Linked DNA regions of Homo sapiens: region 2 is linked to region 1. A link is a loop called in an ENCODE intact Hi-C map of the cell type or tissue named here. Cell type or tissue: heart right ventricle. All regions are shown on one strand. Each heading gives the region's core, and the rest is flanking DNA. Links, peaks and the distances in the headings are about the cores only.

Region 1 (15,889 bases), core at 3,394-11,393:
TCCAAACAAATGACTAGTTAATTCATTTTCTTCTACTCTTTCTTCACATTGGTCATTACCTACTACCAAGTAACTGACAGCCATAGTAGATTCCCTGTCTATATTGTTCACCACTTGGTATCTCTCGTGTCAAACACAGAGTCTGGTATATCATAAGAATGAATGAAGTATTAGTTAAATAAGTGCGTAAAAGTACAACTATCTAAAGTCATCCTGCTGACATGGAAGATGGAAACAGTTCACAGCTGAGAAATGATTCTTTTTTTTTCTTTTTTTGAGATGGAGTTTCACTCTTGTTGCCCAGGCTGGAGTGCAATGGCACGATCTCGGCTCACGGCAACCTCTGCCTCCCAAGTTCAAGCGATTCTCCTGCCTCAGCCTCCCGAGTAGCTGGGATTACAGGCATGTGTCACCACGCCTGGCTAATTTTGTATTTTTTAATAGAGACGGGGTTTCTCCATGTTGGTTAGGCTGGTCTCGGTCTCCCAACCTCAGGTGATCTGCCCGCCTTGGCCTCCCAAAGTGCTGGGATTACAGGCATGAGCCACTGCACCTGGCAGGAGAAATGATTCTTAAGCTGGAGAACACTTCACAGAGTTAACTATTGGGAAATGTTTGTGTGTTTATGTATGAATTGTTTATGGAAAACATTTCAAGAGGTTTCTTTCAGTGGAAATTTATTTCAGTTCCCTCTTGACCTGGCAGCTTCAGAAGAAGAAGTGAGATTTTCCTGTAACAGTATGAAGAATAACTGGTTGGGAAACAAGACACAAACTGAGAAAAATTCCATGGTATGTTCGTAACATAGATGTATGGATCCTGCCTTATATTCCAATCTTCGGGGAGAAAATAATCAAGGAAAAAGCTTTTATTTTCTTCTTGGAAGATTAAATTGGAGATAAAGTTTTTCCCTTTTTTCCCCCAGGGTATGAATAGTTATGTTCTTGGTCTAACAGAGTTTTGAGTACCTGGCCCAAGGCCTGGCACATAATAGCCATTCAGTGGTAGAGTGAAACCAATGAAGCAGAAATGCTTGGGGAGATTGACTTTTCTAATCAGAGGAGAAGAAGATCTTACCTCCAAGGGTAAACAGGCAGGCTAAGGGCTTTAGCAGCACTCATTAAAAAGCAGGCTAAGGAAGGACTACACCTACTAGAAAAAAAAAAGAAATTTCTATTAGTTTGAGGTTTCAAATCCCCCCAAACCAAGACCAGTATCATGGTAAAGGCTAGGTTGGGGCCCTGGACAGAGTATGAGAATGTGCAGGTGGCATCCCTGAGGATTCAGAGCTTCAGTGGACCATGAGTGTTCCAGCTGCATAACTCACTGAATTGTCTTGCCAGTTTCTACACTGGCTTGACTGGGCATAATTCAAAAAGGAAAAGCTCATATTCATTCCATTCTTCTGGAGCTCTGTGATAGCATTTAATAACACCCGAATGGGAAGTCTTCCACATATAGTTACGATATTTCTTCATGTAATTGGTAAAAGATACAGGGTCTAATTGTTCTGTAACACTCATACCCATTTTATCTAGATGTTCAGTGGATCTATAAATCTCCCCCTGGTATTCATCATAGTAACTATAGCAAAACCTTCAGGTCATTAAAAAATGCCTTATAGTTTAGGCAGTAGAAGGAAGGCTGGCATCAAAATATTTTGATCAAAAAAGATGACAATGTAAAGGTTCAGTTGCAGCAGACAGTTTTTGGAAAGTAACTGGTAAAGCATTTACCATATCCTGAATTTGCACTCTGCAAACTTGTGCACATATATTCCACTTTCAGAATAGTTTTGCAAATTGTACACAAACAAACAAAAAAGGTGGAAGATTTTTAATAAAGAAATTGCATTTATAGATGATCTGTATTAGAATATAATAGATTTCCAGTTATAGTCAATTACTACCCGTGTTGTACAACAGATGCCTTCTATTTTAGTTGCTAATAAAGGGCTACACAACTCAGAAAAAAAAAAGCAGGCTAAGAGAAATTAAAACTTAAACTGGAAGAAATTGTTAGGTAATCATAAATTGTTATTAAGTAAATATTGTTACTAGGTAATTGATACCAGGTTATAACAACTGATGGAAAGTATGAGGTGGACCAAGTGCTTATCATTTTACATTTTTAAAATATCCTTTCTTTATATGAAATTTTCTAACATAAATAATTATATATACATATATTTGCATGTGCATGTTTATATATGTATGTATAAAATATAGTCACAGATTTTTCAAGATTTAACTCAATTAACTTATTACAAATTCACTGTAGAAAAGCAGTAGTTTCCAATTTGAGTATTTTATAACTATGCAAAATTTTAGAAAATCAATTGACATCAAATTTACAGTTTCTTATTTTCCAAATAAGGTCACTAAAACAATAGAAATATTATATATTTCATCATCCACTTCTAAAATGAAAAGATATATTAGTTAATCCAAATACAAAAAAACCCACTGTTAAAATAAAGGCTAATCGTTTAAAGTAGCACAATGTCTCATCATGAAACTCGACTATGTTTTCTTTGTGTTCCTTGTTTTCCCTTGGTTTTGCCAATGCTAACTTGTGGACCAGCCTTTGGGGCTTTGGGAGTCACAGCTCTGGAGTCCATTCTAGAAAAGAAACAGGCTGCTGAAGTAGCAACATTCTATTTATTTAGCAGATTTATCATCCTTGAAACCCACAGAGGGCAAAAAGGCACATCATACTAATGTAACTCATGTGTTGTGGTATGACAACATCATGTGTACACAAAGGATTTATGTGAGATAGGAAAAACAGTTTTCTTGCTTTCAGATAAGTAATGGCATAAATTAACAACAGGTCTACTGTGAAGACTTAAAATGTGAATACAGAATGGTTTTGTTAAAAGGTGCTGGAGAATAAACTAAAGGATTTTTAGGGTTGCCCAAATCTGATGTTACAGCACTGCTGATTCTTGGAATCTTAAAATTTTTCTTATACAGATATAATCTTGTTGAGCTTAACACAAGCTAATTGATACTTTCTAAAGATTTTGCTATCTACAGCGGAAATGGCAACTAGCCAAATGCCAACAAAACTCACTTTTTAAATTTTTTATTTGCAAAAAATATGATGCAATATTTGCTAAGGGTTTCATTTTGTTTTGCCAAAGGCTGTTTAAATCTCTGATGCTTCCCAGCCTTCTTTACAGGAAGGGAGCTTAATAAATGTTCAACATGTAGTGAAGCTGCTCTCTATTCTATACTTCTCTGTTGTTTTGTTTTGTTTTGTTTTTTCTTTTGTTTTTTGAGACAGACTCTCTCTCTGTCGCCAGGCTGGAGTGCAGTGGCACGATCTTGGCTCACTGCAACCTCCACCTCTTGGGTTCAAGCGATTCTCCTGCCTCAGTCTCCTGAGTAGCTGGTACTACAGGCACGTGCCACCATGCCCAGCTAATTTTTTTTGTATTTTTAGTAGAGACAAGGTTTCACCATGTTGGCCAGGCTGGTCTCAATCTGTTGACCTTGTGATCTGCCTGCCTCAGCCTCCCAAAGTGCTGGGATTACAGACGTGAGCCACCACACCCGGCCTACTTTAGACTTCTTTTATTGCACTCTAGTTTGAATCTCCAAATTCTAGTCAATAATACTGATGTTCGCCTATATCATATCAACCTTCAAAAAACATTTATTCCTAGAAACTCATCACGTTTTTGTTACTTTCCTTTTTGAAGTCAGTTAACCTGTCATTACCAGAAAAATCACTGCTAAGTGCTTATTGATAATCCCTAACAATGAGACTCCATTTGTGACTTTATTGTGTTGGATGTTCTTCAGATTACCCACCTGCTTTATATTTTAATGTGAGCTATCTGGGCTGATAGAAACCAATCTAAAGGCGAACAAGTAATTTCACTGAATCTGAAATCATTTTAATTACCTGAAACTAACTGGCAGCTCTGAGAGAAATGAATAAAAAAGATTATTATGATAAATACTAAACAAAACCCCAAAATTGTATTTTAAATAATTTTTTATTATTTTCTTCAGCGAATTACAAGGTTCGCTGTTCACTCTATTTCCATTGGCAAAATTTGATAACATAAATAAGATAAAGGAGGCCAAAATACCGAACGGTCATTGCTCATTAAATTACAAGATAAATCAATTTTTATAAAGAGTTTTCATCTCAGTCTAAATAAAACTATGTTCAGGTTGATTAAAAATTCCATCACCATTCACAGGCCTTTTAGCATTTTAGCTTCTACTGTGTGTGCTAGGCACTGTGCTAAGTGGTAGAAATACAATAGTGAACAGGTCAGATTTATTCAAGGAAGAAATATGGTGAAGGTGAAAGAAAGAGTAGGAAATTATTAATTAGCATGAAAAGTGTTACAATAAAAGTAACTAGAATGGTATGGAATCCCTTAGAAGGCACACTTGATCAGCTGAGGTAGAAGAGAATCAGAGAAGGCTTTCAAGAAGAACTGTTATCCAGTCTGACACCTGGAGGTTAAGTAGGAGTGAGAGAGGCAAAGAAAGGGAAACAGGAGAAAGGACGATACAGGCAAAAGGCAAAGGCTGGAGGTGAGAGAGAGCATTGCAGTTTGAGTACCTTTGGTAGTTTAGGGTGGCTAGGGCTTAGAATGAAAAAGAGAGTAACAGAGATGAGGCTGAAGACACAAGCAGAAATCTTTGAAGATTTTATATGTAGGGTGACAATATAAGTTATCATCTGAACCAAGACCCTTTTGAGAGTTAAGGGGGTGCTAGCAGAAGATCCTGGAGCTAAAATCGTAAACTTAATTGTCTCAGGCAAATCGAGATACATGCCACTTTATGAATAAGTTTAACTTGATTTTTATATAAATGAGAACTATTAGGGGGTTTTAATAATGAGAATGAATGATGTGATCAAAGTTGTGCTTTACCAAGATCACCTGACTGCATTGCAGAAAATGGATTGAAGGGAGGAGAACTTGAGGCTGGAGGCAACTTAGGAGAGTCTTGCAAAAGTCTGATAATTATACCAAGAGGATACAGCACAGGGGAATTTGAGAGACTCTTTAGAAGTTATTACTGGCATAACTAATTGGACATGGAGAACTAAGGGGGAGGAAAAATCAAAGATGTCATTTCAGATTTCTGACATTGACAACCAGGAAAATGGTAGTACCATGCACTGCGATGGGGCAGGAAAACATTTGCTTTAGAACATGTTGGGCTTGAGGACCCTCAAGAACAGCCAGATAGAACTATCAGGCAAAAGTGCTGTATTATGTGTTTGGAACCCAGAAGAGAGAGAGAGAGAAATTAGGGACAGATGTTTTAGCGGTTTCAAAAGATTTTTGAAAATTGAAACCATGGGACTGGATCAGATTGCTTGCAGAAAATGTGAAGAGTAAGGAAAGAAGAGAGGTCAGGACCAAATTGTGAGGAATACTAACCTTTAACGGATAAAGAGGAGACTAAAAAGAGAGCCATAAACAAGACTGTGAATGACTTGAGAGATAGAAACAAACCAAGTAGGATGCCTCAGATACCAGAGGAAGGGTGTTACAGGAAAGCATCAAAAGCTGCAGGAGGCATTAATATGAGGTGACTGCCTCTAGTGATCTTGTAAGAGCAAATGTAATGACATTAATGCAGAAGCCAGAATGCAATTTCCAAAACATGTGTGTCTTGTCTCATTCTGTTTCCCCTTTCTGTAACTCTTTTGACACTTTAACATTTTACTTCACTCAGTCCTTTTGGTCCTTCAAGGTAATTAGACCACATTGCTCCCTTATTGTTTTGTGCTTATCTTCATTGTATCCCCGTATTGTAGGTTTGTTGAAATAATAATTTGTTAGTTTTCCCAATAGGCAGTGGGCCTCAGAAGACAAAAAATATTCATGATTATATCCCCAAGTCTTAGCATAGGACTTGCCATAGATGTGAGCTATTTAGTAAATGTTTATTGAATTAATCCAAAAGGAGGCAACTATTCCTGAAGGTCTATAATTCAATGTGAAGTGGTAGTTCAGAAAGAAATCGCTCTAACATAAAAAAACAAGTAAAAACAAATTTTATTATAACTACACCCATTTAACTATATCTACCAACTAACTCTTCTACATTTAGTTCTTGTATTTGCTTTCCAGCTCTTTGAGTTTATTTGTAATAAGAGAGCTATTTCATTAAATCTGTATATTCAGAATTATAAGTGAAAAAGGCTCGCAATTTCAAATTTACTCACTATTTATTTCCTGGGTATCTGTTAGTACAGGGTAAGTTTTGTTGAGATGTAATATTGTTTTATTGCACTTAAAGAGATCTACTAAATGCTTATCTTTCAAAAGTTGTAATAATTAGATTTTTTCAATTTTCATGCATCATAGACAAAAGTATGATGTCATATTTATCAAAAAAGGCAATGAAATGTCATTGAGATATTTATAGGGCAATCAGTTACCTGTCAACAAAGTATAATTCAAATCTCATTTTGACTTTTGTCTGTGAAACTATTATGACTAAATAGAGAATTAAATATATTTTGTCTATGTGCTTTTTTGTAAGTTAAATCAAAGGTAGAAGGAAAAGAGCAAGAAGAAAAAAGTCTTACAATTTAAGTCCGAATCCTATTCACCTCCAATAAAAGTAATTTTTCAACCACATTAGAAGAATAAAAAGATGTATTTTTAAAAATTTAAATACAAGGATATTAGCAAAAGTCATCTAACTTTAAAATAATAATTTAGATGCCAATCACATGGATGTAAACTAATAAAGTAAATAAACAAATTACTGAGAAGTGGAGATTCTTCCATCCAATCCTCTTTCCTCCTTTCTTCTTTCCTTCCACAGGATTTACTGTATGAAGAAGTGAAATAAAATAGCTGAGTTAGTTTTGGGCAATGTTTCCACTCTTCCGGGAAGAATGAAGTACATATGCAAGTATGAACTACAAAATATTTATTGTGTAATTCACATAAGTTATATGTACCTTAAGGACAGTTTTTTTTGCTGATTTTTTGCACGAGGGAGCCCCACATTCTCATCCTGTGCCCGGCCCCACAAACTATGACCTACAGGAAGAGTATGGTGTCCTGAAAGTGAAGAAAGTGCTTTCCAGATGGGGGAAAAGGTCTGTCAACTGTGTCAAATGCTGGTGAGACTTGAGAGAGATGAAGACTCAAAATTTATCATTGTTTTTGGCATGGAGACTATCTAATTAAGCTAATTCTATCAGCTTAGATGGTAAAGTATATGTGCATAATAGTTTAACTCTCATAAAAATAAGGGAGGAGGTATTATACATTCACTTTTACCTGTGACATTTTCATTTAAAGATACCGGTTTTATTTATTCTAACTATATCTGATGTACAAATAAATTAACTTTTGTTTAATGACAAAATAGAATCACCCTAGAACTGAAATAATTTAATAACTATAATTATACTTTGTTTATGTATTCTGTTGTGGCAGGTAAACATACTATTTTATTTTTCTTTCTCTTTTTCTTCTTTTCTTTCTGTTTTTATTTTTCTCCTTTACTTTGAAGATGCCTACACTAAAAGGATTGAATTATTAGATCAAATCTGGCACTAAAAATAATAGTTCATCAAAGAAAATCTATATTTTCCTACTTTGTTTGCAACATGAAGAGAGAGAGATGAAGTACAATGATTTGCCCACCTCCATGTTATTATTTACATAAAAATAAAAATTTCTAGTTTAATCATATAGTAGCTCAAGTCAGCCACTAGATGGCAGATGTTACCATATTCAAGAAACCCTTTCCTTACAGAAAACTGTTTATAAGCTCGTTTAGAATAACAAGTTGAGGAGAAAAAAAAATTTGATTGATTCATCCTCTCCATCCTTCCTGCTCTTGAAGAATTCATTTTGGGGCCTGATTTCTATGACAGTTTTCCTTGCTTAGAGATGGAAGGATTAAACCTTTCCCCTATATATAAGATGGATGATTCTGAAAGTAATTCTGGAGTCTTACCAACTCCATAAAATATAAAGTAGAATCACAAAACTGGATAATAAATTGCATTTAAATGACTATGAAGATGAATGGCAATGTTGCACTGGAACGTTTTCAACCAAGACCAAATGGATAACCCCACTGATGCTTCTTATATCTTACAAGGAAGGAAATGACATACAGATCAAAAAGCAAAACTAGGTATTTACTTCTGTGTTGTACTAGTTACATTACATTTTAAAAATGTTGACATATTGTTTGTTCATTTGATCACAATGTTGGTTACTTATTCCTTCCTTATATGGCAATATGTAAGCAACATCAGCTTGTAAAATGGGAATCTTTTTAAGCTTATAAATACCCTAAAGCATAAAAAACATTGATCTTTCTCCTTTTTTTTAGAGACAGGGTCTCACTCTGTCACCCAGGCTGCAATGCAGTGGCAAAAGCACAACTCACTGCAGGCTCCAACTCTTGAGTTCAAGCAATCTTCCCTCCTCAGCCTACCAACTATCTGGGATTACAAACATGCTGATCTTTCCTAATAATAATTAAGGGCATTCTTGCTGTTTGATAATTTTGTGAATTTTTTTATTAAAGTAGCTGTTGATATCTTGCAATATTTCATACCCGATAACTTTTTGTGGGGGAAGATGGGTAAAAATTAAAAGAATGGGAATTGATTAGCATGAAGAAATTTTGGAACTTAAAGAATCAGGGTCAGAAAATAAACCAAATTTCCTCCCCGAACTCTCCATCACTCCTGAGACACATGCCACGACAGGCTCTCTCCTTGGTTTTCCTTTCATCTCTCTACCTGCTCCTTCTCAGTCTGTTCCTTGAGGTCCTCTTCTGCCTGTTTCTTAAATTCTTTTGCTCTCAGCTCTTTTGCTTCTCACACTTTACTATTGCTGTATGCACTCTTGAAGGATAATTTAATTCTTTCATCTACAGTGAATACACTGGTCTCTCTTCAAATCCTAGGAGTTCATATGGCTATAGCTGGGCTCTGGCATTAGACTGCCTGGGTTTGAATGCTAGTTCCACCATTTAATCATAGGTGATCTTGATAAATTACTTAACTTCATTGTCTTAGTTTACTGTCCTGTAATTTGAGAATGTTAATAGTCCTGCTATCTTGTTAGGTTAGACTAAAGCAATTTTCATAATGCATTTACCACAGTATCTGGCAAAAAGTGAAAACCTAATACATGATTCCATGTAGGGCTCTTTCTTAGAAAATAGAGCCAGGCCTACTGGATGTCTCCACTCAGATGTCTTATAAAAACCTGAAGATGATATATCCAAATCTTTTGAATCAATACCTTACTTACCTATCCCCAAATCAGTTCTCTTTCCTAAATTCCCTGTTCAAGTTAGTGGCAACAATAGTAGGTAATTTTGTCTCTCTAATCTCTCATATTTATTTAGTCCCTACATCCTGTTGACTCTACCTGGTAAGTATCACCTAGGCTTATCTTCTTCAGTTAATTCCTATTCCTTAAGATTGTTTAAATCCATTCATTAAATGAGTGAATGTATTGTCAACTGTAATGGGATCTGTAGACATGCTAGTGAAAAAGGCAGTGAGGCCCTGTTCTCCCTGGATTTATAGACTACTGAAAAGAAGGCTGACATAAAACAGAGAAATTACAAATAACTCTTACCTTAATTTGTCTCCTCAGCAATTCCTCACCTAGATTGTTAACATTATTTTTCATTCTCTCTTCTTTCTACCATATCTGTCAAAAATTGCCAGAATTTTCTCCTTAAAACCAAATCTAAATCTTAAAATACTATCCAAAATACTCAACAGCCCAGTTTTAAAATTATAGACATGATCAAATCATATCCATTTAAGTTATTAAGTTATTCAAAGATAGCCTAGTATTAGGAAATCCATTATTATAAGTCATTAAATTACCAAGCTAAAGAGAAAAATTATTTGATTATCTTCATTAATGCAGTGGATGCATTAGACAAAATGTAACACCCATTCATGTTAAAAATAATCAGTAAATTTTCTTAGCATATTAAAATATATTTACATCATCCCAAAAGCTTTGGAAACTTTAATGTTTAATATTTAACATTATAATATTTATTCTTGAAAGGCAGGAACAAAGCAAAGATACCTACTATATCCACAACATTTAGCATATTGCAGACACTAACTGTATTAGTATACAAGGGCTGCCATAACAAAATACCTTAAACTGGGTGCTTAAACAATCGAATTTATTTTCTCACATTTCAGGATACTGGAAGATCAAGGTGCCAGCAGGGTGGGTGCCTGGCAAAGGCTCTCCCCTTGGGTTGCAGGTGGCTATCATCTCACTGTGTGTTCCCATGACCTCATCTTTGTGTGCATGAGGGGAGAGAGGGGTGTGTGTGTGTGTGTGTGTGTGTGTGTGTGTTGTGTGTGTGTTTGTTGGGGGAGTGAAGGGGGATGCTAGATAGTATATTTCTCTGGTGTCTCCTCTCATAAAGACACTAATTTTATTGGATTTGGGCTCAACTCTTGTGGCTTCATTTAATCTTAATTGCTTCCTTACTCCAAATAGAGCAACACTGAGGGTTAGGGCTTTAATATATAAATTTTGGAAGGAAACAAACATTCAGTGTTTTTGTACGTTGATACATTAACCAATGTAATCATCAAGCATGAAAAAGCAACTAATGGGCATCAGTTTGGGAAACAGAGGTAAAACTATTTATTTAGAGGACATGTGATTATATATCTGGAAAGCTCAAAAGAATCCATGGGGAAATATAACAAACAATAAGAGAATTCGATAAAATAATGTTATAAAATGGCACGTAAAAATCAATAGCATATATAAGTATATATGTATACATATATATAAACAAAAACAGTGAGAATATATAAATGAATAATAGATCTCATTTGTGATAGAAAATAGAGAAAAAAGAAGAAAGCACCTTGGCATCAACTTAATCAGAAGTGTCTAATATTTATAAGAGCAAAACTATAATGTGCTTTTGAAAGAACTAGTCACAAATAAATGAAAAGAAATACCATCATCTGGGAGAGAGAGAAGGAAATATCATAAAGACGTTAGTTCCTCTTACTTACTTAATACATTAAATTTGATCTTAGTTCAATGTCTCCAGGCTTTTTTCTAGAGTTAAACAAATTGATTATAAAGTTCATTAGGAATTTAAAAACAAGTAAGAATAACCAGATAAACTCTAAAAAAGAAAAGCAATGTTCAGGACAACAGCTGGAAGGAAAAACTATATCAGATTTCTTTAGAAAGTACTATTAAAAACTTTATTATTTAAACAGTTTGATATTAGCACATGAATAGGCAGACAAACTAATGAAAAGGTAGAAAGTTCAGAAACAAGATACAATCACATGTGACCATTTAGTATGCTTTATAGGTAGCATCTCAAATTGCTGGGTAGAAGATGGACAGTTAAATAAACATTGCTGAGATAACTGGATAGCCATATGGAGAAAGATAAAATTGGATCCATTTCTTACACCATAATCCAGGATAAATTCCCAATGGATCAGATATTTAAATCAAGGCTTTAAAAAGGAACTGTACATGTATTTTTAAAAAGCAGTTATGAATTCTTCTATATTCTGAAAATGGGGAAACATTGCTTAATATGACTCAAAATCTAGAAGACACAAGAGAAATAACATATATTTTGTTATATAATTTTTAAAATTTTTCACTGTAAAAATATAACATAAGCAAAGAAATAAATACAAATCATAGCATGGGAACAAATATCTTGCAAACTATACCAGAAAAGTTAGTAATACTAATACCCAATACAAAGATATTCATAAAACATAAAAAGTTTTAAAGATTGAGAAGAAAAATGCCAGGAATTCTATAGTAGAATGGACTGGTCTGCAGAAAATTGATGATAATAAAAAAAAGGATTTTTTTTTTTTTGAGATGGAGTCTTGCTCTGTCACCCAAGCTGGAGGGCAGTGGTGCAGTCTCGGCTCACTGCAACCTCTGCCTCCTCCTGGGTTCAAGCAATTCTCCTGCCTCAGCCTCCTGAGTAGCTGGGATTACAGGCATTTGCTACTATGCCCAGCTAATTTTTTTTTTTTTTGTAGTTTTAGTAGAGACAGGGTTTCCCCATGTTGGCCAGGCTGGTTTCGAACTCCTGACCTCAAATGATCCACCGACCTCGGCCTCCCAAAGTGTTAGGATTACAGGTGTGAGCCACCGTGCCTGGCCAATTGTTGTTAACCATATGAAAAGTTGCCCAACTTCACCCATGAAGGGATAGTTATTGACTCAGGGTGATGGTTACATGGATGTTCATTACCTACTTGCATACGCACATCTGATTGTGTCACTCATCTAGTTGTGAGCTGCAGATGGCTTCTCAAAACCTGTAAGATAAAATTCTAACAACTTAGCACAGCATTTAAGAATTTTTAGTCAGTATTCTGCCAAGCTGGTTAGCCTAATCCCTCACTGTTACCCAACTCCACATTATGCTGTGATCACATCAAAAGTTCTGTTATTCCACAAATTTGTCGTGTATTTTTTTCATACCATGCCTTTGCACCATGCTATTTCCTCTGTCCATGATGTCCTCTCCTTTCTTTTCTGCTTGGGAAAATCCTGTGAGTCTTTGACTCGAATGTCCAACTTTCATGTGAAGCATTTTGCTTGCTCCTTTGAGTTTCCACAACACTTTATTCAGGCTTTGATTAAAGCACTTCTTACGCAGTTGTGTAGCAATCGGCTTTTATGTATGCCTCCACCATGGAGAGAGGTATTTTTCTTGCCCCAATCTCCCTAGCCAATTTCCAGTGCCAAGCAAGCTGCCTGGCCACAAAGAGACATATAATAAATTTGTTGAATACAATAATTTTTATGCAGTTGCCAAAGAGACGTCAGCATTTCCTATACAAATCTTCTTTCAGGAAGATGTCAAGGGGAATGGAGGCTGGAAAGCGGATTCTTACAGATTATGTTTACTTGACAGCCTGAGTTTTGGCTGTTAGTCAGGACTCTTTTGGTTACAGGACAAAAATTCAACTTGAATCAGCTCTGAAATTGGCAATTTATTTGCTTCTAAAACCACACCTTGGAAATGGATTTGGTTTCAGAAGCAGTAATTTTTCTCTCTCTCTCATTCTGACACACACACACACACACACACACACACACACACAAGCACACCTCTGCTTATTGCTGATTGCTGCCTTCATCATCTTAAGCCTATGATCTCCACAAGGCAACAACTGGCAACAGATAACTCTAGGGTCATATGCTTGCAGCATTTGCAACTAATAAGGAACAGAGCTACTTCCTGTCAGCTGTGGTTTAAAAAATTCCATCAAACTACTCCAACTGCCCTGAGTCATGCAAGTATCGCTAGGCTATTTTCCATGGCAAATAAGGTGGAGTATAGGATTGACCTCAGTCTGGTACCATGCCTGTTCTGGGAATGGGATAAAGTGATTGGCAGCTTCCATCAGAACTATATTTTGGAGTGCAAGAGGAGCAGCTTCCGAAGAGAATAAAGACTTCTTCTTGCCTACAGAGGGATAATTCTCCACTATAGATATGAAGAAATGGACAAGATGAAAATGTTGGAAGAAATATTATGTAATTTTTATGATTAAACCTTTCATATTCCTGATATATAAATATTGTAATTCAAACACATTTTAAAAGTTTATCAATCAAAATAAAAAACTGCTCAGGAATCTCATTTGTACTCTTTCATCTTTTGTTTTCTTTCCTCTAATTATTCTTTAAATAAGGATCTACCTAAAGAGTACAATTCTCTAACATGAGCTTTCTAAATTTCATAAATTTTATTCTTCGTCTCTTATATTTATTCTTTTACTGTGCCTATTTCTGCTAAAATCAAAGAATATTCAAAAAGAAAAGAAAAAACTGAAGAGAAAAAGTTTTTCTTATCTATGAATGAGTTACTGCTCAAGGATATTTTGAGAGTGGAAAAAAATGGAGCAAGCATGTCCATGTTCGGTCTTAACCGAATTTTCTAAGGGTACTTGTGAAGTTGTTAAAGGTCTATATCCAGAAACTTGGGCTAGCTGGCAAGTATCACCACCCCACTCTGGGAACAATGTGACTGCAGGTAGAAAGGGTGATTGTAAGGTGTTACCATGCTGGCTTGGTAGCCCCAACAAGCAGCTTTTTCTTGGACTAATATGATCTGCGTACATTTGAGTGCCCATTATGTGCAAAGAATTGTCCTACAAACTGTGGATGGATAAGAGAAATTCCTGATGAGATTAACCCTACATAGAAAGAGAAATATGAAAAACTGTGGGGTAGGATTTTAAAATAACAACTGTTCTTTTGCAAATTAAATACTTTAATGTAAAGACACATTTTACTTAGCCTGTCTGTATTTTCTGCGTTTTTTTTTTACAATAAACATATTTCAAGGTTCATAAAATATAATGAAATAAATAAGTTATTCTAAAATATTAAAGGATACACCTCCTCTGGCATCAAATAAGTTCAAATCCCATTTCTGCCAGTCACCAGTTGTGTGAACTTGGGCAAGTTGTTTAATCTACCCAATAACACTGTGAATATTACAGAAGATAAAATGTAATAAAGTGGTTGATACTGTGCCTGGAATGTAGAAGTTGGATGAAATAGATTATGTTCATCGTTCTTCTTATTAATGTGAAAGACAATCTTAGTTGAAGTCTAGAAAAAAATAAAATCTAGAAACAGGTGGTAACTGACCCAGTTTATTCTTTCCCAATATTTGCTCAAGTATGAATTCTCTAGGCTCTGTCAGCTTTATACTCAACTCACTCAGAAAGCACCTCAGAGTTCACTGTCAGGGGGTGTCCAGGGCTTGGGTTGCTGTTGCCTCATGTTTTATTTCTAGTAGCAGGAGCTGGCTAAAACTTCAGCCCTGTTTCTAATTAGAGCTTTAGAACTAAGTGACATTTGCCATCATGTGAGTCCAACCTTGGGATTACTGTGGTCAGTATGTTTCCCTCTAATTCAATCTCAAGGAGGGAATAAAATGGTAGTTTTTCTTTTACTCCTTGTTTTGGCAACTTTATTTTTCAATTAAAGGTTATTCAAGGTGAAAGTGGTGAATAGTGACAGCTTCTTGTTTGCCTCTCCTTTGTTCTTCCCTCCCACACACCTAATTCTGGATGGGCTTTTGGCAGTTTCTTCCACACAGTGGGGAAGTCAACTGCTGACTCTTCCCAATGTTTACTGACTGCTAAACCAGGCTTTCTTTTGAGAGGAACCTCTTTATTTCTTTCTCATGACCAAAATCTATTTATACAAACAAAATACATCTATTTTTATCCAACTTAAATGTTCTCAGCCAGTTTAGTCAAACTCTTTTGACCTAAGTTTGTTTTTCCCAGGCTCACTATTTGAATAGTTTTAGAGACAGAAGTTATATCCTTGCATATAGCAATGCAGTTGTAGTGGGGCGGGGTGGGGGGAAAACACACAGCACAATTCTCACTAATGGAGCTGTTGGAAAACAGAATTGATGGCTCTCTAAATATGGAAGCTACTACTACTTGTTCTTAATACAGTTCTACAACCGGTTCATTTAATAAGGACTTATTGTGTGCCATACAGGGCACATGAATAATTTATGTATTCCTCTTAACAACCCTATGAGTTGTTATTATTTTCCATCCCATTTTACAGATGAGGAAACTGTGGTTTAGAGTGGTTAACTAATTGGGCCAATTCTACCCAGATAGTGAGTGATTAAGTCTGGGACATGCTAATTAAATTGTTAAGGTTAATAGATTCTATAATTTCCTCATGTCAGGCAGAAATATAACCATTGAATCAAATATTTTCAATGTTTATTCACAAAAGTGTGAATTGAGCTCTAAAACCTATTTGCAATAAATGAACAACAAAAGGGTTTATCAATCAATTGAAAGTATGTTGCTTTTT
Region 2 (15,889 bases), core at 5,192-13,191, 200 kb after region 1:
ATTACTTCTACTCTTCATGTTGTTTTTTAGTGGAATTGTTTCCTTGGGCAAACCACTCCTTGAGCCTGGCTCTACCTATCAGAATTGTGTGCACTCTGTAACATCTTTGGTCATGGTAGTCCTGTTTTTCTAATAACTTTGTTAATGTGCTGTGAAAGATTAAAGTATATAGTGTATATGCTATTAAATTGTGAATTGGTGGGACGTATGTGACAGCTTATCAACATTTGAAGGTACTGGTACTTGATAGCCTTTTAAGGTAATTTTGCCTCAGTTGTAAGCTGGAAAGTCACTGGAATAACTTTAGAGAATAATAATGATACGTGGCTTTTTAGATTTTGCAGTACATATGTTCAGAATTATGTACAAGTTGAAATGTCTGTGTACTGATCCTCAACACAACTGATGAAATCTCAATTATGAAAGAAAAAGAAAACATTCATCTTTTGAAAATAGTATTCTTTGTCATTCACATTGAGAAATGCTATTTTAGCTTGTTTGGATACCTAGCTAGTTTGGATACTCTCTTTTGAGTCACATAAAGAGAGGAATATGTCCCATAGAAAATAATGGTTCGTGATAGGTATGCAACCCAGCTATCAAGGAATGACCCTACTCTTTGACAATAATTAAGGGCCAGGAATATAAAAAAGGCTTTTAATTGAATAGCCAAAATCTGTGTCACAAGGGACAAACACTAAGGGTTTTTTTGTTTGTTTTGTTTGTTTGTTTTGTTTTTGAGACGGAGTCTTGCTCTGTCGCCCAGGCTGGAGTGCAGTGGCGCCATCTCGGCTCACTGCAAACTCTGCCTCCCGGGTTCATGCCACTCTCCTTCCTCAGCCTCCAGCGTAGCTGGGACTACAGGCGCCCGCCACCATGCCTGGCTAATTTTTTGTATTTTTAGTAGAGATGGGGTTTCACTGTGTTAGCCAGGATGGTCTCGATCTCTTGACCTTGTGATCCGCCTGCCTTGGCCTCCCAAAGTGCTGGGATTACAGGTGTGAGCCAACACGCCTGGCCTAAGGGTTTTGTATTTTACCTTTCCTATGGGAAAGCCCCAGCTTCCTTTTCTACTTTTAATATGTGAAGGAGGAAGATAATCAACTGTTCATGGAGTTTTATTTTTAATCTGGTACAAGTTGAGCATCCCTAATTTGAATATCAAATTCTAAATGCTCCAAAATCCAAAACTTTTTGAGCACCGTGACATGACACCATAAGTGGAAAATTCCACGTCTGACCTCATGTGATGGATGGGTTGTAGTCAAAACACAATCAAAACTTTGTTGTATGCACAAAATGTATGCATATATGGATGCACTTTATGAAACATAAATGAATTTCATGTTTATACTTGGGCCTCATCCCCAGGTCTAAAGACTTCTGGTCTCAAGCATTTTGTTTAAGGGATACTCGCCCTGTATAGTTAAAGTAAACATGTTTGGCCTGTAAAAGGATAAATTGTCAGTGATCCCAAACTTAGTTGTTTAGACTATTTATTTCTAAAGTTTTGAAATAATTTGGTAAGTTTTCATTTGCTTTGATAATCGTGTACTTGTTGATGAGCCATGACACATTTCTATGAAGATTTGACATTTAAAATAATATTTGCAGCAGATTTTGCTTCAGATCATCGAAGTAGGTTTATATAATCAATGTCATCTTAATAACAATCATTTATATAGGACTTATTATATGCTAAGCACTATTTTAATCACTTTACATTTATTTACTTATCACAACAACCCAGTAACAAGTGAGGAAATTGAAGCAGGCACAGAAAATTAGGTAAGGCCACAGAACTTACCTATTAAGTGGTAGAGCTGGATTTGAACCCAGGCAATCTAATGCCAGGTGTTCACTGCTGTTTCCCAATCACAGACTTCCAATGTTGATGTAATCTGGAGATTGAAAAATAGAGTTTCTGCCATTTGAAAGAAATGTGAAAAAGGATATTTTAACATAGAATGCCAGTACGTGAGAGAGATAACAGTATTGTGGTTGAAACTGGCATAGAAATGTAGGCCCAGAGCTCTCATCCTGTCACTTTGACATCCTCTTTCCCCCTACAGAGTCCCTGAGACATCTCTGCTAAACCGTCTGTGACTCTAGGGAGCTGCGGTTTGAAAACCACATTATTAGCAGCACATTTTAGTCATAAGGAAATTGAGCTTAAGAGTCTTGTCTATAGTCATTGACAGAGGCTTTCTTTAGGGTGTTGTTTTCTTTATGAGGGAGTAATAATACTTCAGTTCTGTTTTCTAGAGTGTACTAATTTAGCACAATTGAATTAAGAGTAATGGTGGCAATGAAAATTTACTTCCTAACCATTTGAGGAGGGATAATTTGCCCTGGCAAGTTTGTTGATATGTATGTTATTTCTGAGACTAAAATTCAACCACATATGAATAGCATAGATAGGCTAAAGTATAATTATTTGTATCACTGTCATATATTGGTACATTTTCATGTATGTTCTTACCATTATTAATTGACAAATTAGTGGATAAAATTGCACTAAAATAGAAAATGATTTCTTCTTCAGGCGTTTCTCCAATATTTTACTTTCTTATATCTAAGGTAGTTATCCCCTTTATTCATTTTAGCAACATTTTTCAATAAGCATATGTCATATACATATTACACCAAGTACTATAGGTGATGCTATAGATTGTATCAAAGTACAAGTAAAAAAGAATCCTGACAGCTAATAAATATTCAGGCAATTTTGAATATATTAGCAGACCTAGATTTGAATCTGTGTTCCAACATTTAGCTATGTAACCTTGGATATAAGTTGCTTAACTTCTGTCATTTTAGTTTGTGCCTCTGAAAATGAGGGTAATGACTTGTGAGAATTGAAAGAAATGATGTACATGAAGTGCCTAGCACAGAACCTAGCATACATTCAACAGTACATGCTATAATAACATTGTGAAATGAGGATTTTCCTCCCTTTTCTCAATGGAGTTGATAAGGAAAAATGATCCAGCAAATATTTCAAAAGGCCTTTTGATCAATGAATGTGTGTGCCTGAGTACATTTGAGCTATGCAAATATGTTATAAAATTAATTTGTATTTTTTTTGAAGTCCAATACATCTCAACTAATGGAAAACTAGTGGAGACTCGTGATTTAACAGACCAAAATAAAAAAGCCAGGCATTTATTTACTGTTTGTAATCTGCATTTGCATATTCTTAGGCTAAAATTCAGCAAGGTTTATTTGTTTTAAGTTAGGAGTTTTCATGAAGGGTTCAGAATAGATTTTTTCAGAGTTTTCCAGTCTAAACCAAACTCAACATAAAGCACAGGGATTCCCTTTCATTAGTGCATTTGCATAAATGCGTATCATGCAAATTTGGGTGGCATGATTAGAAACTCTACTTTTCTATTGCAGTTTTTTGATAAGATGTATGTTTACGTTTCATCTGAAGCCTTTGCCTTTCAGTGTAATGTTTCGCAAAGCTGCGCTATTAGGTTGGTGCAAATTGCTAAGTTCCTTCTCCTTCTACTCATACTATCTGCCTCTTATCACAGAATTCATCTGCACCAAGCCGCATTCATTAGTTATGCGATATTTATTTTACCCTCAAGTTTTTTCTCAGTTCTTTATCTGGTTAATTGTCTATAGTGGTTTTTTTGTCCTGGTATTTTCTCTCGTAGGAAACAAACTCTCTGGTAGTTACTAATATAATTTAGCTTCTCTATGTGCACACCTTGGTGCCATAAATGAAAATACTTTTCTGTGTACATATGGATAACATAATATTTGACATACATTGCTGCAGATTGTTTCTAGAGAACATTTTTTCTACAATTTGGTAGGCATTTAACAGTCTTTTGCCTCGTGTCCAAACAGAGGCTTAGGAATAAATGGCCTTGGTTGACAGAGAGCTCTGTTCCAATAAGGCATTAAACCTTAGCTCCAAGTTTTCAAACCTGACTCATCAGCAGTCACCTGAGGAGTTGCGCCTCCCCCCACCCCCTTTTAAAATAGAGATTTCCAGTATTTATCAGCAGGTCTTTCTTTTTTTGTCCAGCAAAACCCTCCCTTCTTCTCCCCTGTGTTTTTGTCTCCCTAGGTGCATGAGGCAACATGTTTCAGACCCACTCTTTTGACTTGTAGAATCTAGCCACTGTTATTGTATATGAAACATACGCTCATTTTGATGACTAGCCCCGGAAACACATTTTATTCCTCTTTAGCAGAATATTGAAATACACTACAAAGTAAGACTATATAAACTTCTGTCTGATCACTATGTAATTTGCTCCATTATATTCCATTTTAAATAACTCCATTGTGGATTTGGAGAAGCTTGCATATTTAGAGATTTGACATGTTTTATTTGTTGAAATTGTAATTTTTCTCACAGAATAGTCCTATGACAGCATTTTATTAAACAATAGTGGGTTTATGTCCATCACACCAATATACAAAGATTCAACTTAAGCCATAAATGAAAGGAATAGTTATCTAATTAAAAACTGCTGTTACTAAACCAGAGGCAAAAAAAAATTAGATAACATTTATGTAAGACTTACTGTCCTACTTGAATATGTAATGTTTCAATGTTTCAGCCCAATACCAGTGTTTGACCTGAGAGAGGTAATAAGTAAAATATTATTGAAATAATCAATGAAAATGGAATTACTACTTCAGAGTACTCTAAAATACTTTTTTAAAAAATATCAAAATTCTGTATGCTTTTAATTCTTAAAATTTCTACAAGCTTATTTACTGAAAAATATGCTGGGAAACACCCACATGCACACAGAAACCTGGACACTGAGGTTTTTTTCCCCTTGAAATAGGAATGTTGAAATGTTTTAGATAGGAAATAACTGAAATCTGGCATTTGTAATTAGTATTAGTAATAAAATGTTATGTTTAGGATGGTGCAGATTTCCATCTTATTCATTTCTTCACAGTTGCATTGCATTTGAAGTTTTTGTTGTGACTAACAGCTAAGAGAATGACTGTGAAAAAGAAGGTTTGTCGCAGAGAATGTGAGACTATTTGAGAATGCAGAATTACATCAAGTTCAATTTGGCGGAAAAAAATTGCTATGAGGTTAAAATGTGGAAATCAAAAGGGGCTAGTTAGAAAGGCAAAAAAAAGTTCAGAAAAAATGGTGCATGGATAGGAAGAACAGTCAACTCAAATGAGAATTATTCATTTCTTCTTTTTTTTCTTTAGAAAGGGGAGGGAGGTGATGATGCATATATAGTCAAAGGATGATTGCTGGGAAGGTTAAAGTGCAAGAATATTGTGATGTTGTCTCCTCTAGTAATTTAAATATTTTCCAAAGGGAATAGTGACTGATAGTAAGTGTTTGAAAGAGGAGGATATTTGGCTGCTAGATAGAAGCTAAAAGTGTCTGTAAAAGAGTAAGGGAGGAAGAATATTTCCTCAGGGGAGAGGAATATTTTCTGAGGAGGAAATATTTTATGTTAAACATCAAAACTAATAGGTATCTAGCATACAGCATTGTTAAATACAGAATTGAGTTATATGTAATGCAGAATATTATAAAATTGTTCCTTGTTCAAATAACAAAAGTAGAGAACATGGTAGCTTGAATTTAGCTACATTAGCCAGAGCAAAGAAAAATTTTAAAATGGGAAAAGACAGGCATAGGTAATGTTTATCTTTTTATAAATTTGAGTAAGGAACGCTTAATGAAATGTGATTGATTTGAGAAAGTTGGTCTTGGTTGGCAACCTTTGGTCAGCAGTGCAAGAGAATCAGGATTACAGAGGGGTATAGGCTAAAATCCCCACTCCAACCAGCTAGCCGAAAAGGCTGGCTGTTCTTGAAGTGATTGCGCTTAACATAATTAAGAGTGTACTGTGATTAGATTAAGAGTGTACTTAATTTCTTTCAAATGTAGCTGATGTTCTTTTCTCTCACAAATTTCTTTCAAATGTAGCTGATATTCTTTATTCTTTTCCCAACAGGGATATAGCTAGTGCAATAAAAGAACTTCTTGATACAGTGAATAATGTCTTCAAGAAATATCAATACCAGAACCGCAGGGTACGTTTAGTAGAAGCCTTGCTAGTTGACACCCTAGATGTTGGTTTATGCCTAGTTGTTTTATTGACTTAAAAATAAGATTGATTGTTGGAAATAGTTTTGTGTCATTAACCATTGAGTTTATTCTTGAATTTAAATATGCCTTTTTATTTAAAAGTGAGTACTCCACAATTGCTTATTAGTAATATTCATATAAAGTGCATCCCATATCCTGTGTAATCTCTTGTCCTTGCCTTTGGCTTTTGTGATTATTTCTCTTATTTAGTACTTTATTTCTTATTATATTTTGTGACTGTAGGCACTTGAACACCAAAAGAAAGAATTTGTAAAGTACTCCAAAAGTTTCAGTGATACTCTGAAAACGTATTTTAAAGATGGCAAGTAAGTACTGTAATTTATCCTTTACTTTTAAAATTAAATAGATTATGTGGTTTTATATGATATGAAAACCACATAAATTAAGCCCTTTTATTTTATTATTAGTACTCCAGGCAACTGATAATGAAGGCAGACCATTAACAATAGAAAATGAATGGTTGCTAATCTAGCCATAACTCCTTTCTAGAACAGGAGTTATCAGACGCTTTCTGAAAAGAGCCAGGTAGTAAATATGTTAGATTTGGTGGGCCTGTTGCCGTTATCCACCCATCTCTGCTGTTGTAGTACAGAAACAAGCCATAGACAATGTACAAACAAGGGGGTGTGACTGTGTTTTAATAAAACTTTATACAAAATTCAAATTTCAGTATCTTGAAATAATTTTTACCTGTCATATAATATTCTTCTTTTGTTTTTTAACCATTTAAAAATGTAAAAGCAATTTTAGTTCATTGGCCTACTTTATACACTCCTGAAACAGTGGTTCTCAAACTTTAGTGGCATCAGAGTCATCTGGAGGACTTGTTACAGTCAAATTGCAAATTGCTCGAGGGTCCCACTTCTAGAATTTCTGATTTCGTAGGTCTAGGATGGAGCCTAAGAATTTGCATTTCTTAGAAATTTTCAGGTGATACATTACAGGTCTATTGAGAACTACTGCACTAAAGTTAAAGCAATAGTTGTCAATCCTTTCTGTGCATTAGAGTCACTTGAGGACAGTTTTTAAAAAATTCCCACTGCCTAGGCCCCACCTGCAGAGATTCTGATTCAGTTGGCTGGGAGTGGAGTCAGGGTTTAGATATTTTGTAAAAGTGCCCCAGATGTTTTTAAAGTGCTGTAAGGGTTTTGACCCACTCTCCTGGAAAGAGGCTTTCACAGCATCATTCTATAAAATAGGAAATATACTAAAATGTAAATTGGACATTATTTTTTAATTTATATATAATTGGTTGTGATGCACTATAGAAAACCAAGAGATTTTATATATTTTAACATACATACATGCATACGTATAATGTATAAACTGATGGAAAGTCTGGCCGTATAGGTAGTTATTTGCACTTCAAGTCAAATGTGAGAATTTTTTGAACAAGATTATTTTTTAACAGTGCTTAAAGTCAGAAAAGTAAATAGAGACCTCAATCATTCCATCCTGCTATTCAGGTTTTAAGATCTCTATATTCATGTCACATCATTACAGTATTATTGTAGTAATATTTAAAAATGATAAAAATACATTAGATAGAATTATGTTAATTTTCAGAGTCATTTTTAACAGTTCAAACAGGTTGAAGTATTTACATTTATATTATGAATTAGAGATATCGAGCTAAATTTTATTACTTGTTTTGTGGTGGTGTTCCATACACAGGTTTGTCTAAGGGAAATGCTCCTTGATGACTTAGTTTAATAAGCTGGCATTTGTGTTTTGAAAATAAACTTTTATTTGATTTATGCTAAGCTCAAATAACCAAAAACACATTAAAATAATAATTTACATGATGGGATTATTATTTCTGATTTTAAATTACTATTATGGAATAAGCACAATGAAAGGTAGACATTAATTTAGAGACTAATTTTCATTAATTAATTGAAATTATTTACTCTGCATATGGATTCAGTGTCGTTGCTACTACTTTCTCTCCATTCAGCAGCTTTTTAAAATTCCAGTTCTTTGTGTATCAATAATGTGCTTGAGTTTTATACCTGTTTCCTCAAAACAGAAAATTATTGATAGAACCTGATCTTTAGGCCATCTTTCAGTAGGGGGATGGATTTGCATTGATTCAGCTATTTCTTCCTGGCCCTTCTCTTTTTTTTTTTTTTTTTTTTTTTTGGAGACAGAGTCTTGCTATGTTGCCCAGGCTGGATCTGGGCTCACTGCGACCTCCAGCTCCTGGGTTCAAGCAATTCTCCTGCCTCAGCCTCCCGAGCTGGGATTATAGACACATGCCACCATGCCCGGCTAATTTTTGTATTTTTAGTAGAGACAAGGTTTCACCATGTTGGCCAGGCTGGTCTCACACTCCAAGAGACCTCATGATCCGCCCACCTTGGCCTCCCAAAGTGCTGGGATTACAGGTGCGAGCCACCAGGTCCAGTCCCTGGGCCTTCTCTTTTGAGAAATGTCTAGGATGCGGGTGCATGCTAGATATGATACTAGGAAACTGTTGAGGCCACACAGTGGGACTAGGGCATCATCTCTGAATCCCAGCTGCATGAAGATGAGCCATTAGGAGAATGTGGTGGGGCTCAAAGCCAGTTTTAAAGAATATATTTTTATATGTTGTCAGCTCCCAGATTTTGAAACTGCATGATTATTTTGTTTTAAAAGTATGTTTATAGTAAAAGTAGTTTGTAGTAGTTTGTAGCTTAGAATTTCTACCTTTTTTTAAGGAGATAAAGAGATTGGGATGAATCAGATTGGAAGTAATTAGATTTTTCTTGAGTATTATGCCCATTAATTACAAATTTTGAGATTATGATACTTTGCTGGATTTTACTTGTTAACTTCTATGAAACCACAGCTGGAGACCACATCTGAATCCTCCTTTTGGCCAGTTAACTTGTTCCACCTATAAATGAACTGGGTTGTTGAGGCACTATCATTAGCAGTCCTCCAACATTTTATTACCAGTCAGAACCACCAGGGGGCAGTAATTACTAGATAGTTTAAAATGATGCAAGACTATTATATCCTAAATTGGAATAAAAGTTTTAATAATACTAACTTGTCTTTTTTTTTTTTCTAAAATTGATTCCATTGCTACTGTTAATAGTATAAATCTTAAAAGGGTGAATTTTTTGGATGAAATTAATGCTTATTCTTTTCTTTTTAAACAGGGCAATAAATGTGTTCGTAAGTGCCAACCGACTAATTCATCAAACCAACTTAATACTTCAGACCTTCAAAACTGTGGCCTGAAAGTTGTATATGTTAAGAGATGTACTTCTCAGTGGCAGTATTGAACTGCCTTTATCTGTAAATTTTAAAGTTTGACTGTATAAATTATCAGTCCCTCCTGAAGGGATCTAATCCAGGATGTTGAATGGGATTATTGCCATCTTACACCATATTTTTGTAAAATGTAGCTTAATCATAATCTCACACTGAAGATTTTGCATCACTTTTGCTATTATCATTCTTTTAAGAATTATAAGCCAAAAGAATTTACGCCTTAATGTGTCATTATATAACATTCCTTAAAAGAATTGTAAATATTGGTGTTTGTTTCTGACATTTTAACTTGAAAGCGATATGCTGCAAGATAATGTATTTAACAATATTTGGTGGCAAATATTCAATAAATAGTTTACATCTGTTAAACATTTCTTTACTTGAAAAAATGCATATATATATGTGTGTATATATATATATATATATATATATATGAACAGAAGACCAAGACAACTTGGTGTAATGTCTAAAAAACTTCTAATGGGAGCTTATCAGCAGTTTATCAAATAATAAAGCAAGAATTTCTATTTTTGTCCTTAATCACTTTGGACACAGAGTAGTCAATGGAAATATTTTTGTTAATTACTTATAAGGTACTGAGTATTTTTATATGATTTCCAACCTGTTTTAAACGACTTATGAGTAAGAGATAGCATTTTCTAGTGTTTTTGCACTATAATGCCACTTTTTGAACTCTTGTGACAAATGTAGATTTGACTCTTAAAAATTAAGCCTTTCGTATACTGGGCCCTCATAAGCTTTGCACAATTTTTTCCCAAAAAATAGCCACAATTAATAGTAATTTGAAGCTATATCAACGGTTGGATTGAAATTGTCATGAGTGTTAATATTATATACACTCTTCAACTAGGTACAGTTTTATTTCACCATAGAGAAGTTTTAAGGAAATTATGTATCAAGTGTTCATGTTAAGTGGTTTCATTTTTCAATTATAAAATAAAGGGAAAAAATCAGAATTTGCTTATCTTTTATAAAGATTTTAGACGTTAAACTAAGTTTCTGTTGACAGTATATTTTTTTGCTGTTATGCAACTCAAGTTATTTTATTTTTTCTCCATTTTAAAAAACAGATTTTTAAAGAATTATCATTGGCACCATAAAAGTAGAACATCCTGTTAAATGTAAATGAAAATATGTTGAAAGGAGCAAAAAAAAATAGGCAATTAGATGAAAATTGGATGAAATCTCTTAATTAATGAACATTTTACTGACCTGATTTTTTTTTTTCTTCAAAGATATGTAGCCAGTAAGACAAATAGAATGCTGATCTTTATTTATTTTTGGCATAAACTATCATTCACTCTTGGAGGTAGATGGGTGATCATTTGCCGAATAGACTTGTGGATATATGAAGAAAAAAGACACTGTTTTATTTGCAGCAGACTTTTTAAACATCATTTCTAACATTATCTAACATCATCACTCCTTCTGCTGTCTTTACCCTCCTTTAAAAGAACTCAAGTTACCAGACATGCCTCAAATCACCTGTTTTTATAAGCCTTCCATATTATTCTACTATCCATTATCTCTGGCTTCTGTTTTCATGAAATATTCCTCCACAAAGGAGGCTTATTCTTAGAGTACTTTAGTTTCTTATGTGATCCTTCCAACAGGGCTGAGTTTGTGTTAAAAGAAGGCCAGAGTGGCCCCAGTTAGATTCATTTCCAGAGAACAGAAAAGTGGCTTCAGAGGAAAGGAAGAGGAGGAAAACAAATTTGTTGAGCACCTTCTCTGTGTCAAGCACTAGTTACGTTTACATAATTCTCTTAACAGTCCTATGATTTAGCTATCTTACAATTGAGGAAACTGACAGAGCTTAGGGTACACAGCTGGTAACTGCTAGGGCCTCAGTTTAAATTTGTGTCCAGATTCCATGTTCTTTCCACTGAACTGTACTCCCTCTATTACTGAAAATACGTCTTGTTTGGGATATTAGTTCCCAAACACCAATTTGAGAAACCTCTCCCTGGTCCACAGGAAAATGAGAGAAATTAGAGCAATGTGATTGTTTTTTCATAAATCTAACTGTACTCATTTTAAAGGATCATGGAGATTATTGCTGTTTTAGATGTTTAAAATACTGTCTTTCCACACTTGTAAAAAATGTAGAGTCAGTTTTTTTAAAATGACTTTTAAAAGCCTAATCAGGCAAAACAGGTTGAGAACTTGTTATTGAGCTGTCTTAATTGATTTAAACGTTTTATATGGAAATAATTTCAAATTTACAGAAAATTTGCAAGCATAAGAATAGTGCAAAGAACATCTGTATGTCCTTTAAAATTCAACTATTATTCAGATTTTACCCTCTTCATTTTATTGTTTGCTTTTTCATTTGTCCTTCCTTAAGTCTCCTTTACTGTGGATCATTTCCATGGCCACCTTGGTCGTTTATAGCATTGAATCGGATTTAAGGTATGCATTCTTGGCGAGAACACTCTGTTGATGGTACTATGTCATCATGGTATGATATTGGGGGCACACAATGTCTGTCTTATTGGTGATGCTAATTTTGATCACCTGATCAAGGTAGTGTTCAGTTTCTCCAATGTATAGTTACTGTGTTTTACATTGCGATTAATAAGCAACCTGTGGGAGACTCTCTTAAGTCCATGCTAACAACATTTTCATCCAGGATTTAGCATGCATTGATGATTCTTGATTATTCAGTCTTCAACTTCAGCATTCTTTCCACATGTACCAGTTGGCAATTAATATTTTATTGTAAGCAGGAGCCCTCCTTTCTCCCCTGATCCATCCATTCATTCATCCATCTATATCCATCTCATTTTTACATCTGTTATTGTTATAAACTCATGCTTTTTAATGTTTTTTTTAAAATTAATTTTACCATACTTACTTTGATGCTCAAGTTGCCTTAGATTTGGTCAGTAGAAACTATTGAGCTGGCTCCCATGTCCTTGTGATATCCTCTGTCGTTTGTTTGAAGCACTTCATAGGTTATATAAAAGATATTCCAGGATTTAGAGTCAGCAATTTCTCCATAGAACCCTAGGGAATATTAGATACCTAGATCTGGATGCTGGGTATACTCATTGCTACTGGATGTCTGTTTCTAGGCTATTCAGCAGACAGAACTAGAAAAGTCAAGTATGTACAGTTGGCCCTCTGTATCCATGGGTTGTGCATATGTGGATTCCACATCCCTGGATTCAACCAACTGGGGATCGAAAATATTCAACACAATAAAAGATAATACAATGATAATTTTAAAAATATGGTATAACAGCTGTTACATATCATTTACATTGTATCAGGTATAAGTAATCTAGAGGTGATTTAAAGTATATGGGAGAATGTGTATAGGTTATATTCACATACTGTGCCATTTTGTTTAAGGGCCATGAGCATCCTCAGATTTGAGCATCCTCAGGTTTTGGTATCCTCCGGGGTCCTAGAACCAATCCCCCATAGATATCAAGGCATGACTCTACATTAACACTCAAGATATGCATGTCAGGTAGCATTTAGATGTGTTTATATACATGTTATGTTTGATTTCAGAAATGAGTTTATACCAGTGCCTCCAATTTCAGTCTATTATCACAGGATTCTTTCTTACCTTCGCTATTCCATATTTCTATGTCACTCCTTCCTCAAAAGTCCTGGATTCCCCCAAAAATCAATCAATTTGTTCACTCTATTCTATAATGTATCTGAAATAATTTTAGAATTGCTTTTGCCTATATCACTGTAAAAACAAGATTTATTTGCAGTTATCTACCTATATCTTGCTCAAGATTAAGGATAATGGCTACATTGTGCATTTATAAATTATTTGTATTATTTTTTTCTCCTTCACTGTGATTATGTTATTTGAAAGACAATTGAGTTCATTTTCTCAATTTGCCTTCAGGTTTAAACTCTTTCTCCCAAACTCCTCCCATTCTTGTTGATCTAATTTTATTTTAAAAATTTATGGAGCTATAACACGCTTCTGGAAGTTAGAACCTTACCAAAACATATAACTTTCTCTCATATCTCTCATATCTGTTCTGCCCCATTCCCATCTGTTGTAGGTATCCAACTTCACTGGTTTTGGTTTTTGAGGCTTCTTCTTTATGGAGGAAAACAGTAAATGTATGTTTTCTTTCCATTCTTTCTTATACAAAAGGTAGCCTACCTGAAGGGAGACCAGCCATCTTAGTTTGCCTGGTACTGAGAGGTTTCTTGGGACACAGAATTTTTAGTGCTAAAACTGGGACAATCAGGCAAACTGAGATGGCAGGTCACCTTACATACACATTCTTTGTTAAAACAGTTTTGTTGATGCATAATTTGCATACCATGAAATTCACATATATGTTCCTTTAAACATTATTGAGGTATAATTTAATGCCATAAAATTTACTCATTTTAAGTCTGTGCTATTCAGTGACATTTGATAAATTTACAGAGTTGTATAACTTGACCACGGTCTTACTAAATATTTGCATCATTACCATAAAATATACTCAGTTACAGTTAATCCTTGTTTCCTCTTCCAGCTCCAGGGAACCACTATCTACTTTCAGTCCCTATAGATTTTTCTTATCTGGACATTTCATATAAACAGAAGCATCTAATATCTTTTGAATCTGGCTTGTTTTGCATAACATGTTGTTTTTGAGGTTCATCCGTGTCATAGCATATATAGGCATTTCCGTCATTATTATTATTGCTGAATAGTATTTTATTATATACCATATTTTATCCATTTACGTGTTGATGGACCTTTGGACTACTTCCTTTTTCTTTTTTGCAGTGATGCATAATGCTGCTATGAACATAAACGTGCAAGTCTCTGAAAGTGGCTTTTCATTTTGGGGTAGATACCTAGGAGTGGAGTTGCTGGGTTGTGTGGTAAATTTATATTTATTTAAGAAATGGCCAAACTGTTTTCTAAATGGCTGTATCATTTTACATCCCCATCAACAATATATTAGGGTTTCCTGTTTCTCCACATCCTATTTGTTAATGGCTTTTAAAAATTATAGACATTCTTGTAAATGTGAAGTAGTGTCTCATTGTAGTTTTAGTTTGCATTTTCCTAATAACAATGATGTTTAACTTTTTTGTGTGTGCTTATTAGCTGTTTCACATGCCCTTATACATATTCCATTTTTTACTTACTGTTTCCATAAATCACTGCATGTAAATTCAGAGCTCTCTCTCTGTCTCACTTTCTCTTTTGTTGTATTCCATGGCATGTAGGTGCCATAGTTTTTTCTGATCAATCTGCTATCTATGGGCATTTAAGTAGTTTTTAATATTTTACCAAAATACAAAATGCTACAATGAATCGTCTTACATATGTATTTATGTTTAAGGTATTTCTTCAGACTACAGTCCTTGAATACTAAGTCAAAGTATATATGCATGTGTAGTTTGTTGGATATTGCCTTTCCATAAAGGTTGTGGCATTTCAGATTCTACCAGCAATGCGTGAGACTGTTTTCCCACAACTTCACTAACAGTGACATACTGTAAAGCTTTTGAAGTTCTGCCAATCTGATAGGTGGGAAGTAATATCTCATTATTGCTTTAATTTGCATATTATGAATGAAGTTAAACATCTTCAAGGACTATTTTTCTATTTTTTGTGATTGTGCCTTTGTTTATGGTGTTACTTTGCCATGCAAAGTTTTTATTTATTTTTTGGTAGTCAAATTGATTAACTCTCCTGTGAAACCATCTGAGTTTGGTGGTTTTTGGGAATTAATTTCTTGATAACATTATTTCTTATATTTAAATTGATTTCTTTTAAGTTTTTTGGCTTAAAGGGGTCAGTTTGCTAAACTGTATATTTTTAAGAAATTATCCATTTCCTTTTAGTTTTCAAATGTATTTCCACTGAAGTAATCTTTTAAAAAAATTCCCTATATCAATAGTTATTTCTCCCTTGTTATTTTTTATTCTATCTGCACTTTCTCCCTTTTTTCAAAAAATTAAACTAGCAAGTCATTTGTTTTATTGTTTTGGTTTTTTTCAGGACTTTTCTCATTAATTTGATGTACTGTTTTTCTATTTTCTATCTCAATTTCTGTTCTAATATTTTCTTCTTTGGACTTTTTTGTATTTTACTTTGTTGTTCTGGTTCTTTCAAGTTAAGAATTTAGTTCTTATTTATACAGGTATTTAGGCTATGATTTTTTTCTGATTACTGCTTAGAATGTATCTCGTAGATATATTTATTACCATTATTTTTCAGAAATTATGTAATTTTTGTTTGTATTTCCTGTTTTGTCCAAGAGCTAAGTTTAACAGAATATCTTTAATTTACAAGTAGAAGGGCCTTTTTGGTTTCATTTTTAATTTCTATTTTTATTGCACTGCGATCACCGGTATTGTTTGTAATAATTTAGCCTTATAGTTCCTGCTGGTATTTTCTTTGTGCCCTAATATATGTTCAAAACTTTTAAATATACATGTGAATGTATGTATATTTAAGATTGTATATCTCTATTATTAGGATATAGTATTCGGTAT

Evidence for each region. Peaks named below come from ENCODE experiments on the same cell type or tissue, not always from the same donor. Only the 100,000 strongest peaks of a DNase experiment are listed, where the experiment ranks them.
Region 2: a loop joins it to region 1, with 2.5 times the contacts of the local background. A loop is called at or near these places in 19 of 110 quality-filtered maps.

Annotation. Positions count from the first base shown.
Region 1 is chr3:167,874,123-167,890,011 of GRCh38, reverse strand. It overlaps the pseudogene MEMO1P3. Among named protein-coding and RNA genes, the nearest start is that of SERPINI1, 150 kb to the right of the region's middle. In heart right ventricle, for the core only: CTCF peaks have their summits at 7,512 and 7,718 (motif pointing right); no DNase peak of the experiment used is centred there; H3K27ac peaks cover 2,203 bases.
Region 2 is chr3:167,677,768-167,693,656 of GRCh38, reverse strand. It overlaps PDCD10 (programmed cell death 10), which reads left to right. Exons shown (of 9, transcript NM_007217.4): 7 at 5,964-6,042; 8 at 6,341-6,423; 9 at 9,268-10,359. The coding sequence ends at 9,349. Among named protein-coding and RNA genes, the nearest start is that of WDR49, 32 kb to the right of the region's middle. RefSeq lists a silencer at 1,981-2,120. In heart right ventricle, for the core only: a CTCF peak has its summit at 9,086 (motif pointing right); no DNase peak of the experiment used is centred there.